2 separate regions of the Homo sapiens genome follow, and region 2 is linked to region 1. A link is an interaction called in ENCODE POLR2A ChIA-PET data of the cell type or tissue named here. Cell type or tissue: PC-3. All regions are shown on one strand.

Region 1 (8,000 bases):
TATCAGTTTCCCAATCACCCACCTTGTCCAGTTCAGTGGTAGAGAGGGTTTTTTTTCCCCCACTGCATCCTGCCCCACTGGACTATATCAAAATCGTGGGGATGTGACATCTTCCACATTAAAACATATGCACAAGGTGGGAGCCCACTACCTTGTTATCCAGAATAAGGAAACCGAGTCCCAGAGAAGTGAAAAGACCTGCCTGATGTCACAAAGGAGCCAGGGCCAGCATGTAGATCTTAGGACTTCCAGCACAGAGTTCTTCCCCAGAGTGTTCTCAACTTTAACTCCAGGAGTCTAGTGGCACAGTCATGACATGGAAGCCACCAATAGCAACTTGCCCTGAAATAGCACATTTTTCCTTCAAAATTCATGGAAAACTGGCATTTAAAATTGTAGCCTATGGCCAGGCACAGTGGCTCACGCCTGTAATCCCAGCATTTTAGAAGGCCAAGGCAGGTGGATCACCTGAGGTCAGGAGTTGGAGACCAGCCTGGCCAGCATAGTGAAACCCCATCTCTACCAAAAATACAAAAAGGTAGCCAGGCATGGTGGCAGGCACCTGTAGTCCCAGCTACTTGGGAGGCTGAGGCAGGAGAATTGCTTGAACTTGGGAGGCAGAGGTTGCAGTGAGTGGAGATCATGCCACTGCACTCCAGCCTGGGCAACAGAGCGAGACTCCATCTGAAAAAAATATTTTTTAATTTTTTTAAATAATAAAATTGTAGCCTATGAAGAACCTTGTCATTATTCACTCCCCAGTAAAATGGAAGCCCCAGGGCTTTGCATGGTGTCTACCCTGTGGCTTCAGTCTCCTTTGGCACACACTCTGTGTCCCTGTGGGGTGTAGAAATCCCAGTGTGGAAAGCCATGCACAGTGCCACGTGAAATGCCCACGCAGAACCTCTCTGTGGAATCAGGCAGTCACTAGGCTGCTGACTTTGTCACCTTGAGGAGCACAAAAAGGCAGTCCTGTTTGAAAAGCCATTCGAGAAGCAATCAGAAGGTTATTAACAGAGTTCCTGCTATGGGCAGTGCGGGACGTCAGGGGCATAAACATGACTGTGACATGGCCCCTGCTTGTGAGGAGCTGGCAGACTAGTCAGGGATATAAGTTCTGAAGTCACGATCCACTTTCATGAGGAGAGACAGAGAAGCAAGGAAATAGACTTGAATGTGCAGGAACGGGGCACAGCACCTCTGCCTGTCTCAACAGGGAAGGACAGGAGGACAGGCCCTAGGAAGAGGGCTCCGGTGCGTGGGGGCAGTGACAAGGAGCCACATGTCACATTTGAACATCCGCACTACGGTGACAAGTCTGCTTTAAGCCAGAGGAATGTTGGAGCTGGAACAGGCCTTCCAGAGTACTTGGGTCAACCTCTTCTTTTGCAGGTGTGGAACTCATGTGCTGAAGGTGATCCAGCTATTAAACCAGCATCACATGGCTTGCTGGGTGAACAACACAAAGAAGAAGAAGACTAACTCATCTCTGTGCAAGTGCCATGGGGCTAGGATCTGCATTTCCAGCCCCTAGCCTTGTGACAGACCCAAATAAGGAGCTCAGAGACCTCGGGTCACCACGCAACCTTCCCGGAGCCAAGTTCATCATAGTAACACTCAGCTCAGGGTTGCTAAGTGAATTCGACAGGTCCAAGTGGGTAAAGCCTATAGCACAGGGCCTGCATTTAGGAAGTGCTCATAATTGGGAGCTATTATTGTTGTTGCTTTTGCTGTGAGTAGATGTTTGCTGGATGATCTCACACTGATTATATTAAACCCCACTGAGAAATCTTTTGCTGATCTCTGGCATTTATTACAAGAGCAGCGGTTTCAAACATCAGAGTCCTGGTTGAAAAGTGGATTTTAGGCTGGGTGCAGTGGCTCATGCCTGTAATCCCAGAACTTTGGGAGCCTGAGGCGGGAGGATCACTTAAGGTCAGTAGTTTAAGACCAGCCTGGCCAACATGGTGAAACCCCATCTCTACTAAAAATACAAAAAATTAGCCAGGCGTGGTGGCGTGCGCATGTAGGCTCAGCTACTTGGGAGCCTGAGGTGGGAGAATCACTTGAACCTGGGAGGTGGAGGTTGCAGTGAGCTGATATCATGCCATTGCACTCCAGCCTGGGCGACAGAGTGAGATTGTCTAAAAAAAAAAGTGGATTTTAGGGCCCAGCACCTCCCAATTCTGATTCATTCGGCTTTTTTTTTTTTTTTAAACAGATAGCTCTGGTAGTTCAGGGACCACTTGGAGAAAGTCTGCCTTAGAGAGCTGGCAGCATTTATATCACTGGGTGTGCTGAACACCATTCATCAGTGTTCTCCTCCTACTTCATTGATTTTTTTTTTTAATAAAATAAGGCATACTGCATATGCTTTTAGAAAAATAATTCCAAGAGTACAGAAGCTTTTAAAGAAGAAGGAAACTCTCTGACCTTATCTATTCCTTGCTTACTCCACAGTTCCACTCCCCAGAGGTAATCATTGTTACTGTGGTTTTAGATTTCTTAACTGTGGTTTGGATTTGGATTTTCATTGTCTATGCTTATAGAAGCATATCTATTGATATACGTCTTTCCTCCAAATGCTCCCTTTGTAAAAAACACAAATAGGATCATATGATAGAGCAGGGATTGGAAAATGTTTTCTGTAAACAGACAAACAGTAAATACTTTTGGCTTTTGGGGCCATATGGTCACTGTCCTAACTACTGAACACTCCACTGTAGACGGAAGGCAGCCACAGACAATTTGCAAATGAAAAGATGTTGGCTATGTTCCAATAAAATTTTATTTACAAAACAGGCAGCAGGCTGGATTTGGCCCACAAGTCATAGTTTACCACTATAGAGTACTACAATTTTCTCTCCTCACTTATATATTTTGAACATCTTTTCCATATCAGTCCATGCAGTGATTTCACTCTTTAAGTGCTGTGGGTATGAGTAACAGATTCAGCCATTCCTCTGTGGGGCAGTTAAGTACTTTTCCAGATTTTGCTATTGCAAACAAAGCTGCTGTATACTATGTGTTTGGTTGACTGTTCTGCAGAATGAATTCCTAGAATTGCTGAGTCAAAGATTAAGTATGAATTTAAATTTTTGATAGATATTGCCAAATTGCTCTCAGACTTCAAGTTCAGATTGCCACATAACCTTGTGATTCTCATTGCTTAACCTTATTCCTGGCAAGTATTTCCTTAATTTAAAGGTTTTGTAATAATCAGGGAAAGATCTCAAAGATCGACAGAGGTAGCAATGAACTATATAGCAATTGATTCAAATTTATAACTCATAAAAACTTTTCCACCATGGCAATTTGCACAACATTCTTATTAATGCAAAAGTAAATTCCTTTCTGCCTTGAGACTCCCAGGAAGCAGTAGGAGCAGCTTTTTCTAAATGTAAAGAACGTCATGTGCAAAAGCACAAGTTAGGCCCTTGTAGAGCAAATATGCTTATCAGATTGAAAATAATTGCCATCAGAGCAGTAGCACGTGTAGGCCTGGGCTCAGTGGTGAGTGATTTGGGTTCTCATTCAGACCCTTTAAATAACCAGGCCAAGGCATCAAGTTTCCTTACCTGGGAAAAAAAAATGCATTGATCACACTAAGAGTTGCTGAGATCACAACTATAAACAACCAGGCTTCACCGAACGCCCACTATGACATGGACAGTGGGCAAGCTCCTTCACATATGTTCCTGCCAATCCTGTGACGCAGATGGGAAAACTAAAGCCCAGACATGTTAAGTACCCACTAATAATGATTGTGAAAGCAGACAAATAACATAAAGCTAGTAGGAAAATCCCTGGTCTCAAGGTCAGATGACCTGGGTCTAAGTCCTGCTTCAGCCACTTACTGACTTTGGATAAATTTAAGTGACTTTGGCTAAATTACTTAGGTTCTCTGCATCTTTTTCTTATAAAAAAAAAAAAAAAGAGGCTGGGTGTGGTAGCTCACATCTGTAAACCCTGTAAACCCAGCACTTCGAGAGGCTGAGCTGGGAAGATCACTTGAGTCCAGGAGTCTGAGGTTTGAGACCAGCCTGGGCAATATAGTAAGACCCCATCTCTACAAAACAATTTAAAATTTAGCCAGGCATGGTGGCACATGCCTGTAGTCCTAGCTATTCAGGAGGCTGAGGTGGGAGGATCGCTTGAGCCCAGGAGTTCAAGGCTGCAATGAGCTATGATTATACCACTGCACTCCAGCCTGGGCAACAGAGCAAAACCCTAACTAATAAATAAATAAGAAGAGCTTATTTCTCTCTGTGTTAAATGAGGTGTGTCAAAATACCTGGCACTCTCACAGTTATTTCCTTTACTCCATGGTAAGACTGGACTTCCTTACCACCTTGAGGTCAGGCATGGTCATTCGGCTTGCTCTAGCCAGTGAAATGTCTGTGATGTGCGTCACTTCTGGGCAGAAGCACCTAATCACCAGTGCAAGGCTCCACCACTTTCTTCCTCCGAGAGGCTGATCGACATGAGAAAGCACGTGTTAACACGGAGGCGTGATGCTAAGCTATCATAGGGGAACAGCTGCCCACAAGCAGAGCCTACTTTATGTGAGTGAGGAATCAACTTTTGTTTCCTTAAGCCATTGAGATTTGGGGGGATTGCTGTGCATAACCAAGCCCATCCTACTGTCAGGGTGACCTCATCTGTCTTGCTCAACACTATATCCCCAGTGTCTAAAACAGTGCCTGGCAAACTCAAATCTCAAGAAGTGTTCCTAAGAGGGCTGTTCCAGGAATTAAGATTTCTTTTGGCTTTAGTACCCAGATGACTTTTATCTAGCATGGATGATGAAAAAGAGAACTTTCCAAACACCCAAAGCTTCTCTTTGAGAGTTACGTGTTGTGTCCCACAAAAATTCATATTGAAGTCCTAATCCCCAGCACCTCAGAATGTGAGGTGTTTGTGACCCTCTTTTTTTTTTTTTTGAAACGGAGTCTCGCTGTTGTCACCCAGGCTGGAGTGCAATGGCGATATCTCAGCTCACTGCAAACTCCACCTCCCAGGTGCAAGCGATTCTCTTGCCTCAGTCTCCCGAGTAGCTGGGATTACGGGCGCCAGCCACATGCCCGGCTAATCTTTTTGTATTTTTAGTAGAAACAGGGTTTCACCATGTTGGTCAGGGTGGTCTCGAACTCCTGACCTCAGGTGATCTGCCCGTCTCAGCCTCCCAAAGTGCTGGGATGACAGGCATGAACCACCGCACCCAGCCTATGACCCTCTTTTGGAAAACGAATTTCTTGTCTTTAAGGATGCTGAATATAGGTCCCCAATCTCTTCTGCCTTGTAGGGTTTCTGCTGAAAAGTTCAGTTAGCCTGTTGAGGTTCCCTTTGTAGGCAACCTTCCCCTTCTCTCTAGCTGCCTTTAATATTTTTTCTTTCATGTCAACCTTGGAGAATCTGAGAACTTGGAGAATCTGAGGACTATGTGTTTTGGGGATGGTCTTGTATAGTATCTCACAAGGATTCTTTGCATTTCCTGAGTTTGAATGTTGGCCTCTCTAGGGAGGTTGGGGAAATTTTTGTAGACGATATCCTCAAATGTTTTCCAAGTTGCTTCCTTTCTCACCCTCTCTTTCAGGGATGCCAATGAGTCATAGATTTGGTCTCTTTACAAAATCTCATATTTCTCAGAGGTTGTGTTCATTCCTTTTTTTTTTTTTTTTTTTTTTTTTTTGAGATGGAGTCTCGCTCTGTTGCCCAGGCTGGAGTGCAGTGGTGTGATCTCGGCTCACTGCAACCTCCGCCTCCCGGGTTCAAGCAATTCTCCTGCTTCAGCCTCCTGAGTAGCTGGGACTACAGGCGCACACCACCACATCCAGCTAATTTTTGTATTTTTAGTAGAGATGGGGTTTCACCATGTTGGCCAGGATGGTCTTGATCTCTTGACCTCGTGATCTGCCCACCTCAGCCTCCCAAAGTGCTGGGATTACAGGTGTGAGCCACCGTGCCCCGCTGTTCATTCGTTTTTATTTTTTTCATTTTTGTCTGACTGAGTGAATTTGGAGAACCAGTCTTCAGGCTCTGAGATTCTTTCCTCAGCTTGGTCTATTCTGCTATTAATACTTGCAATTGTATTATGAAATTTTTTAAAAAAATCTTTATTTCCATAGGTTATTGGGGAAAAGGTGGTGTTTGGTTACATGAATAAGTTCTTAAGTGGTGATTTGTGAGATTTTGGTGCACCCATTGCCCGAGCAGTGTACACTGCACCCAATTTGTTGTCTTTTATCCCTCAACCCCCTCCCACTCTTTACTCCCTGAGTTCCCAAAGCCTGTTGTGTCATTCTTATGCTTTTGCATCCTCATAGCTTAGCTCCCACTTACGAGTGAGAACATACAATGTTTGGTTTGGAAAACAAATTTCTTACTCCAACAAAAATAAATCACTTATATACTACACATTACAATGACTGAGGCATTGTTTAAAAATAGAAGCACTTATAAAAGGAATAAGAATGTGACCCTTGTTTGGAAACAGTGTCATTGCAGATGTAATTAGTTAAGATAAGCTCACACCTGTAATCCCAGCACTTTGGGAGGCCGAGGTGGGTGGATCACCTGAGCCCAGGAGTTCAAGACCAGCCTGGCCAATATGATGAAACCCCGTATCTACTAAAAATTAAAAAATTAGCAGGGCATGGTGGTGGGTGCCTGTAATCCCAGCTACTTGGGAGGCTGAGACAGGAGAATCGCTTGAATCCGGGAGGCGGAGGTTGCAGTGAGCCGAGCTTGCACCACTGCACACCAGCCTGGGCCACAGAGTAAGACGCTGTCTCAAAAAATAAATAAATAAATAAAATTTTAAAAATAAAATATAATAAAATAGATAAGGTCATGCTGGAATAGGATGGACCCCTAATCCAGTATTTCTGGTGTCCTTATAAAAAAGGGAAATTTAGACACAAACAGGCACACAGTGAAATACCATGTGAAGACTGGAGTTCTGCTGCCACAATCCAGGAACCACCAGAAGGTACGAGAGGCCTGGAACAGACCCTTCCCCAGTCCCTTCAGAGGGAATACGGCCCTGTCAGCACCTTGCTCTCTGACTTCTAGCCTTCAGAACTATGAGACAATACATTTCTGTTGTTTAATGCATTGTTTGCCACTTTGTTATGGCAGCACTAGCAAACAAATACACAAGTATTATACATTTCCTTGCTTTTAACAGAGGAGTGACAGCTTTCTGCAGAGGATCTTGCACAGAACTATTGCTAATATTTCCTCCTGTACTATTCCATCCTCTTTCCTTTTCATAATATGGGTAATTCCTATCTAGGAGGCCAATACATGTGAGGTCTCTCACACTGTATAATCGTCATTAGAAAACTGACTTCTTACCCCTACAAAATTGAATCATTTTATAAATCACATATTACAATGACTGAGACATCATTTAAAAATAGAAGCACTTACAAAAGGAATAAGAAAAACATTATTTAAATCCAGGCCAGGCATGGTGGCTCATGCCTGTAATCCCAGCGCTTTGGGAGGCCAAGGCTGGCAGATCACTCAAGGTCAGGAGTTCGAGACCAGCCTGGCCAACATGGTGAAACCCCATCTATACTAAAAATGCAAAAATTAGCCGGGCGTGGTGGCAGGCACCTGTAATCCCAGCTACTCAGGAAGCTGAGGCAGGAGAATTGCTTGAACCTGGGAGGCAGAGGTTGCAGTGAGCCAAGATTGTAACACTGCACTCCAGCCTGGGTGACAGAATGAAACTCCATCTCAAAAAAAAAAAAAAAAAAAAAAAATCCAAATGTGGCGTGGGCGCGGTGGCTCACACAGTTTGGGAGGCTTAGGCAGGCAGATGGCTTAAGGCTAGGAGTTCAAGACCAGCCTGGGCCACATGGTGAAACCCCACTTCTATGCAAAATAGCTGGGGGTGGTGGCACGTGTCTGTAGTCCCAGCTTTTCAGGAGGCTGAAGCAGGAGAATTGATTGAGCTGAGGAGGTTGAGGCTGCAGTGAGCTGCAGTCATG
Region 2 (8,000 bases), 640 kb after region 1:
AGAAGCCTCGGCTTCCTAAAGTGCTGCGATTATGGGTGTGAGCCACTGTACCCAGCCTGTACAAGCAATTCTAAAATGTGAAATGCCCTTCCTTTTCTGTAATTTCCCCAGAGAGTAAAGCCTACTGCATTCTTGTTTATCTAGTCTGTAAATGTTAATACACAATTGATGGGAACAAAGCAACCTTAGTTCTTTTTGAGTATGAAAAGGACCCTGTTAAGGGCAGAATTTAAAATATTTGTAGTAGTTAATTCTCAGGTTAAAATCATAATCTTCTAGAATGCTTTAGATTCTAAGTGGCTATTGTAGTAACACTTTATACTCAATATTGGGGGACCATGTTTTTTGGAGGCTTTCACTGAAGCATTTAATTCCATTCTTTTGAATTCGTTTTGACAGATGGGTCTAAAAAGGAATAGATCAATTCTGTATTGAATTCCAGTCTTAATGGCACCGAGTCTTTGAGACAATTGAGGCAAATTGGAAATTCTGTTTTCACATTCTTCTGAAAGGGGATGCCTTTCAGAAGTGTCCTGAAGGGCGCTGGGGAGGGCAAATATGAGGATGCCAGGGTAAGTCTGCTCCCTGTCTGGCTGTGTTGGGCCAGAGTGGAAGAAAGCCTAAGACTCTGTTACCCAGCCCTTTCTGAAAATGTTTTCAAATGCTTTCCCAACAATCACGACCACAAGAGTCAACAGTCTGTTTGGATGACTGAAAACACACAGGTTTACGATCTGTAAAGATAGTAGGTAAGTGATTTAATCTTGTTGTATAGGTAGGCCAGAGGGCACTCGCAGCCTTCTGATTGATTTAATAGATTGTTGAAGATTAAGAGTTGACTTAACATCTCTCTTAGAAAACTGAGAAATAGCTCATTACTAAGGTGTGTTTTATTACCACCGTCTGTAAGAAAATACAACATAGGCATGGGAATCAAACTACTTAAAGCCTCTTCCAGCTCCTTTGTGACTGGGAAGGTTACTTTTCCTTGTTGCTTATTGAAGAGAAAAGGAAAATGTTTATCATTGGATAATTCAGGTTCACTGAATATTTAATGAGTGTTTATTATCTGCAGTCATTTTCTTATTACCTTATCTCATTTAATATTCACAACAACCCTGTGAGTGGACGATGGTATCTTTTTTTTTTCTCCTGAACGTTTTGTTGAATTATCCCAATGGCTTCTATTTTTGCAGATGAGCAGAGTCCAGTTGCATAGAGGTTTAGTGTTGTGCCACACATCACACAGCTTCTAAGTGAGAGCTAAAATTAGAGCCGAAGGTTTTGATTACCAGTCCAGACTTTCTAGGACACCACAGCTGCCTTTCTGTAGAACAGATTAACATGACTCTCAGAGTCCGCAAGAGTAGTGGTGAGGTGTCAGTTCAGGGGAATACTCAAAGGTCACTGTCCTTTTCAGATATCTGGGTAGTTGCTACAGTATGTGCTTAGGAATTGCTGGATAAAAAAATATTCTTTAAAATCTCATCATTTTAGTCGTTAATAATTTATTATTATAACTCGTAAAAATATACCTTTAGGCAAGTTATTCTTAGGTAGTTATGGTTGCTTTCATTTGGAGTCCAGAGCTTTACTCTCTATTTCTGGAGTTGCAATTTCTGCTGTCCTTGGCCCATTTAAAAACTTTTTCAGAAGGCCTTTTAAATTTTATTTTTTTATTAAAAGAAAGCCTGTGAATCCAAAGAATCTTAGGTGGTTTCTTAGCTGAAGGGACATTTGGTGAACACAAATGGAACTGTTAGGTCATGATGCTTTTTTAAGTGTACAACTCTGGTGTTTTGTATATTCACAGTTGTGCAGCCATCCCCACGATCAATTTTAGGACATTTTCCAAAGAAACCCAGTACTCAGCAGTCACTTCCTTATTTCCTTCTCACCGGTCCTCAGCAACTACCAGTCTACTTTGTGTAGATTTGCTTAGTCAGGACACTTCATATAAATACAATCATACAGTAAATATGTGGTCTTTCCTGATTGACTTCCTGATTAACCATTCGTTTAATGGTTTCAAGGTTCATCCATGTTGTAGCATGGATCAGAACTGCACTCCTTTTTATTGCAGTTACAGGGCTTTTCCTACAGAATTTTAAGTAATGGATATATCTAACAATGTCTCTTGTTCTCACCTACAGGAGACACAGGATCTTGGGCTTACTTTACTTATATAGGACCTTTTGTAATATCGAGGCTATTTCTATGCTTTATTGTAGAACAGAAGTTATTAACTGGGGAATATGGACCTTTATGACTGGCCTTTAGGATGTCCTGAATTCTTTGTAATTATATAAGATTTTATGTTCACAAGCATTTTCTGGGCGTCGGAGGAGTCTGGAACAGCAAAGATCTCTAGCTTTTGTTAAAAGATAATTTTCGAAAGTAATATCCTGACTCTTATACAGATATAAAATGAACATATGTTGAAGATTTTATTTTACTCCAAAAGAGGAAACCAGGCAGATGTTATAACTGGTTCAAAGGAGAGGTCCAAAAAGCTGCTCATTTATGGATCAGGAATATCAAATGAATGTGCAAATGGAGGCAAAACAACTCTCTGTCATAGGGGTAGGAAAGTCAGGTGAAACTTCACCTGACGGCAGAATTTGCATATTTAGGGATCTAGATTACTTTGCACTGCTATCAGTTATCTACAACTTTCAGAGCCGTAAACAGCCTCCTCATAATCAGAATCTGGTAACCCGGAGGGGCGTCCCAGATAATGCATAATTTTTCATTGGAAGCCGTAGGGAAAAACTCTCTCCTCTACTCTCACACCACAACAATCAACACCGAAGACTTCCGTGACCAAACGTGTGGGATTTTTTTCCCCACACTCCAAGAAGCAGACATCACTGGGTGTCGCCTAATTCAATTCTGACACTGTCTACCTGGAGATAGCATCAGATCTATGGGTTGAGGGCTCAGTCCCAACCCATACCTGTCTCCCCCAACCCCAACCTGTCACAAGTCTGGTCCTTCAAAATGTCTGACTGACTGTCTTCAAGGTGAGGTTCCCATGACCTCCTCTTGGATTGGATTAATTTGCTGGAACAGCTCACAGAACTCAGGGAAACATTTACTTAGGTTTACAGGTTTATTTTAAGGGATACTGCAAAGGTTACAAATGAAGAGATGCATGGGGCAAGGTATAGGGGAAGGGGTGTGGAGCCTCCATGCCTCCCTGGGTGCACCACCCTCCAGGAACCTCCATGTGTTCAGCTATCCAGAGGCTCTCTGAACCCTGTCCTTTTGGGTTTTTATGGAGGCTTAGTTACATAGGCATGATTGACAACCATGTAGAAATGTGACTGGACACAGGAGGCATGATCTCATACTAATAGACTGACCGGAAACCCAGCAAGGCCTGTCTGTTCAGGTTGTCGCTGGCCTTTCTGTGCAGCCTTCCTTCCTCCAGAATATGGGGCACAACCCTCCCAGGAATGAGGGTTTTTTGGCCCACAGTTGGACTAGAGTCTTGCTTTGAGGCAGGTAAAAGAGGACAGGAGAAGGTTGAGAGAGATTCTGTTTCCTGAGGCCCAAAGTGCCCCAGCATTATAATAGAAGACTATAACAAGGGCTATGGGGGTTATGAACCAGGAACCATGGATGCAAACCAATATATACGTATAACATCACAGAAGCACACTTTCCTGCTCACTTTCAATAGATACCACAAAGTTTGAAACTCTTCCAAGTATTAATTTTAAATTAAATTTACTCAGCTGCTTACTTCAGCTTTTAAAAGTAGGTTCTTGGTAATTTCGAAGATGCACTTTCCAAAGGGTGTTTATATAGTTGAAGGTCAGTCAGAGACCTAGGGATAGGTCCCTGCTTATTCTTTTGAGCAGGCTTACGTGTTGGAAATCTCTAGAGAAATAGCTTTAGTTAGGTTACACTTCTCAGCAAATATTCAGTATTCCTCATCTCTAATAGCAGCATGACTGTTGTAGGGAAGGAATTTCCACAAATGGTTATGAAAAGTCTAAGTGTCTTAACTCCCAGACAAAGATAGAGAATTCTGTTAGTAAGATAAGTATGGGACTGGAGAAGTCAGCTAACCTCTGCCCTTCCCCAATCGTGATATGCTCAGAGAAGTTAAGACTTCTTTCTGTGTGAGAAATACGGGATCTTTTCCACTAGATCTTGCTTATTATCCAAGAAATTATCATTTCTAGTTTTAGAGAATGATGAAACTCATTTGTGCTTTGAAATATAACCTGTATACATGTGCACAGTAAGTCATTTAGCTATTTATTGTCAGACTCTGAGAGTTCATAGCAAACTTAGCAACATTCCATGTGCAAATTTGCATATTTTTCCCCCCATATCTTACCTACTTGCCTTAGGCTGGGAGTCTATTTTCCTACAAAACTGGTAATTGCTCTTATCTCTGTGTCCTTCAGTGTGTTCCTCTGCTTATTGAATTCAGTTTTATGCATTTAGTCTTCTCTCCTAGTATAAGCTGCTCCTGATACTTTTAAATATGTATTTCAGAAGAGAGGTGCTCAGAATTGTTACTTAACAGAATCAGCATCTCCCTTTACTTGATGCCTTGTCCTGACCACAAGTACATTAATAAAGTGACCATTTAGCAGTGTTTCGGGTTCAGCTTTTAGGAACTTAGAAGCTGTGGTTTTCCATGAGTGCACTTCTGATGACTTGGGAACATTTCATATGTGTGTTCTTTCTGTGGCCAAGATGGTTTTGTTATTTCAGGGATGGAAAGATGCTTTGCCTGAATACTCCCATGCTAAGTGTATAGCAGTTGGTGCTTGGGGAATGGTACCAAGTGTACATATCTGGCAAGGCCAGGCTAGAAGGGAAAATGTAGACTCTTAAGCTTTTTGAGACGAACTTCTCAGATACTGGATCTCTTGACTCACATAGTGGAATTTTGGGGGAAGTATGTGGTTTGCTTTTTGTCTCCTAAGAAATGATGATTCAGTTTCCTCAAACGTTTCTCACAGTCACTACTGGTTGCTTGGAATGGCTGTCTGGTTTTGTTGCTCAGTTCTTACTTCTTTAATGACCCAAGAGGATTTTCCCTTTGGGGTTGTGATGTGTTTTTGATGATAAACTTTAATGCTTTTGGAGGCTATAAAGACAATAGTATTTTCTTACCTGTTTACCTTGCACTTTGAAGTTCTGTAGACTGTAATATGAAAGAAAATCAGATTAAATTAGCTTTGCTTTCTGGCTTTTCTTTTTTTGGTGGGGGGGCAGAAGCTGATAAGAATAAATATACTAACTGAGTCTCTTCTGTATTTTAACTTCACTCCCTAGGCTGAGGCTTAGTCCTTAGAGTAACATTTGAACTGGGTAGAACAGATTTTTCTTTTCCTCAACAGCCCATTCCTGCTGTAAAGCTCAGATTTATGGTCCTTCTGGAAAAAGTATTGAGCGTTGAATAGTTCAGGAAAACAAATAACAAATTCTGTCTTCTTTGCAGGATTGTGGGGTAGAAGATTTTGATTTTTATTAGTATCTGGCCAAAGAATAAATATTAGGCAGGAACAATGAATTGATATCTAGTAGAGTGACGTGACTGGGCCCTGACTTTTAACACTTCCCAGGAAAGCTTCGTGGATGTCTTTTCCCTGCTGCGTGAATACCGGGTAGCCATTAAGTTTGGTGATTGGGTGTCAGTAATATGTTAAGTCAGCTACTGGGTCATCTTTTAATAAAAGAAAAGGATGGGGAAGAGAATGGATTCTTAAGCAGTGTTGCCTGTCAGAATCACCGGAGGGAGGTTTACAAAATACACATTCTGTACTCTGACCCTGTGGGTGGGGTATTCTGACCCAAGAAGATGATTCGTTCCAGGAATCATGCTTCTTGGATGATATTGATGTACCCCCACTGGCTTTATGGAAAGAATATTGAAGAAGAAGATAGATTCTCTTGGGGGCTGTGCCTCTAGTTTGAAACCAGGGAAGGCACATTTTGGTATTAGTCTGTGGCCTCAGTTTCTTCATCACTGCAATGAGATTGGACTATAGGTGGTCTCTAAGGTTCCTTCAGACAGTAGCATTTTATGATTTTGAAGACAACTTTTCTGAAGTACTTTTCAAACTAATTTCTTTCCGTCTTTCTTTTGTAAGCAAATAAGTAGTATGAGTGTAAGTCTCTAGCTCAGAGAAGAATGAAGTTTGCAGTTCGAAAAGGCCATGCAATAGCAGTTCACTTCCCCAAAATGCTCAGCCCTTGTAGGATGCCGTTAGGTCATCTGGAAGTTCTGTATGCCTTCACTGGGAGCGTAGTGAAGATGAGAGCCTTTCCTTTGGCTCTTGGAGTAAACTAGCTGACAGGACTTTGAGAACTGTTGGTCTCCTGATTTGTGCCACTGATAGTTTGGCTCTGGAAAACTAGGCAGTGGAAAAAACAATGCATTTTAAACCAGAAGATTTGAGTCCTGGCTCCGCTATTTCCGAGCTTTGTGACCTGTAGGCCTCAATGTCTTCATCTGTGAAGGACAGGTTCAGCTCTGATGGCCTATGATGTGATGAACCTTGTGAACTTGTAGGCAGAGTGCCACGGTGTGCAGAGTCCAGTTACAGATAACCAGCCATTCTCCTCTGCAGATTCAACCCACTGCCACTGTGTCTTGTTAAGCTTAAATAGGAGAGATGTGGGAGAGAGGAGGCAGAAACATCCTAGGATCTTGCAAAACAAAACTGTCAAAAGTATAGGCAATATCATAATTACTTTATTTGAATAAACGTTGAGTTCCTGCTGTGTTGAAGATGCTGTTTTAGGCAGTGTAGGAGATAGAAGACTTATATCCTCCTCCTAATTTGTATTCTTATCAGCACCTGGTACCATAGAGAGTTCATATATTAAAATTATTTGGTTGTTCTCCCTAACCAGAGTTGAATTCTTTCCTTCTAGGACAAATTAACTCATAATGCAATAGGCTAATGCAGTTTGGCCCTGAGTGACTCTTGAGAAATACCCTGAGTTGAGGCACACTGGAAACGTGGCACATTAGAAATGCCAAGAAGAGGCCGGGTGCGGTGGCTCATGCCTGTAATCCCAGCTCTTTGGGAGGCCGAGGCGGGTGGATCACGAGGCAGGAGATCGAGACCATCCTGGCTAACACGGTGAAACCCTGTCTCTACTAAAAATACAAAAAATTAGCTGGGAGTGGTGGCGGGTGCCTGTAGTCCCAGCTACTTGGGAGGCTGAGGCAGGAGAATGGCTTGAACCCGGGAGGTGGAGTTTGCAGTGAACCAAGATTGCACCACTGCACTCCAGCCTGGGTGACAGAGCAAGACTCCGTCTCAAAAAAAAAAAAAAAAAAGAAATGCCAAGAAGACATTGTACAGGAGAATGAAGGGAAACTTTCTGTAGGGAAGTAGCTTTCCCAGAAACTTGACTCTATAATGAAGCTATAGAGATCAGTAAAATCATTAGGGCATTACTGTTTTGAACATTTCCTTGAGTGAATAACAGACTTACACTCAGGGCCCTAGGTCTCTGTTGTGGCCCAGCAAGCTGCATTCAGACAAGGAGGCAGTTTGAGAGGTACGAGTTGTTATGGAAGCCTGAGAAAACTGGTTTGTGTGCACTTCAGTTTTGACCATACAACCTTCACTCACTTAGCACTGTGCAGTAATCCACTGAGCAAAATTGCCACATTTTCCTTGGCAGGGAATCTGTGTGCCTGTGGCAGTTCAGAAATTATTTGTAGAGTGGGTCAGCCTGTCAGCAGGAATGTTTTTCTTTGATCTTCAGCCTGTTTTTCTTTAATGTGAGCAGAACAGTAAAGAGAGAATACATTGGAATATCTTGTTGGTTCCCCTGTTTGGCTTTACCTACAGCTCTTTGGTTTTCTTCTTTTAGGTCATACTTTCCCAATTAGTATGTAGGTATTTATGATGTTTTGAAGCCCAGAGCGATGGTTCCAATATCTTGTGGAATTCAGCTCTGAGTGTGAAGTCCTGACTTTGCCTCTTTCTATCAGTTTGACTGAGCAAGTCACT

What was found. ChIA-PET counts read pairs that join two places held together with the same protein. Peaks named below come from ENCODE experiments on the same cell type or tissue, not always from the same donor. Only the 100,000 strongest peaks of a DNase experiment are listed, where the experiment ranks them.
Region 2: POLR2A ChIA-PET joins it to region 1 with 7 read pairs; 1 of 35 experiments calls an interaction of 5 or more read pairs at or near these places.

What each region holds. Positions count from the first base shown.
Region 1 is chr10:70,189,076-70,197,075 of GRCh38, forward strand. No RefSeq gene overlaps it. Among named protein-coding and RNA genes, the nearest start is that of SAR1A, 23 kb to the left of the region's middle. In PC-3, no CTCF peak of the experiment used is centred here; DNase peaks (open chromatin) are centred at 3,006 and 5,576.
Region 2 is chr10:70,828,436-70,836,435 of GRCh38, forward strand. The region is part of intron 2 of SGPL1 (sphingosine-1-phosphate lyase 1); the gene reads left to right. Among named protein-coding and RNA genes, the nearest start is that of SGPL1, 16 kb to the left of the region's middle. In PC-3, no CTCF peak of the experiment used is centred here; DNase peaks (open chromatin) are centred at 706, 1,946 and 4,946; H3K4me3 peaks cover 3,473 bases; H3K27ac peaks cover 5,774 bases.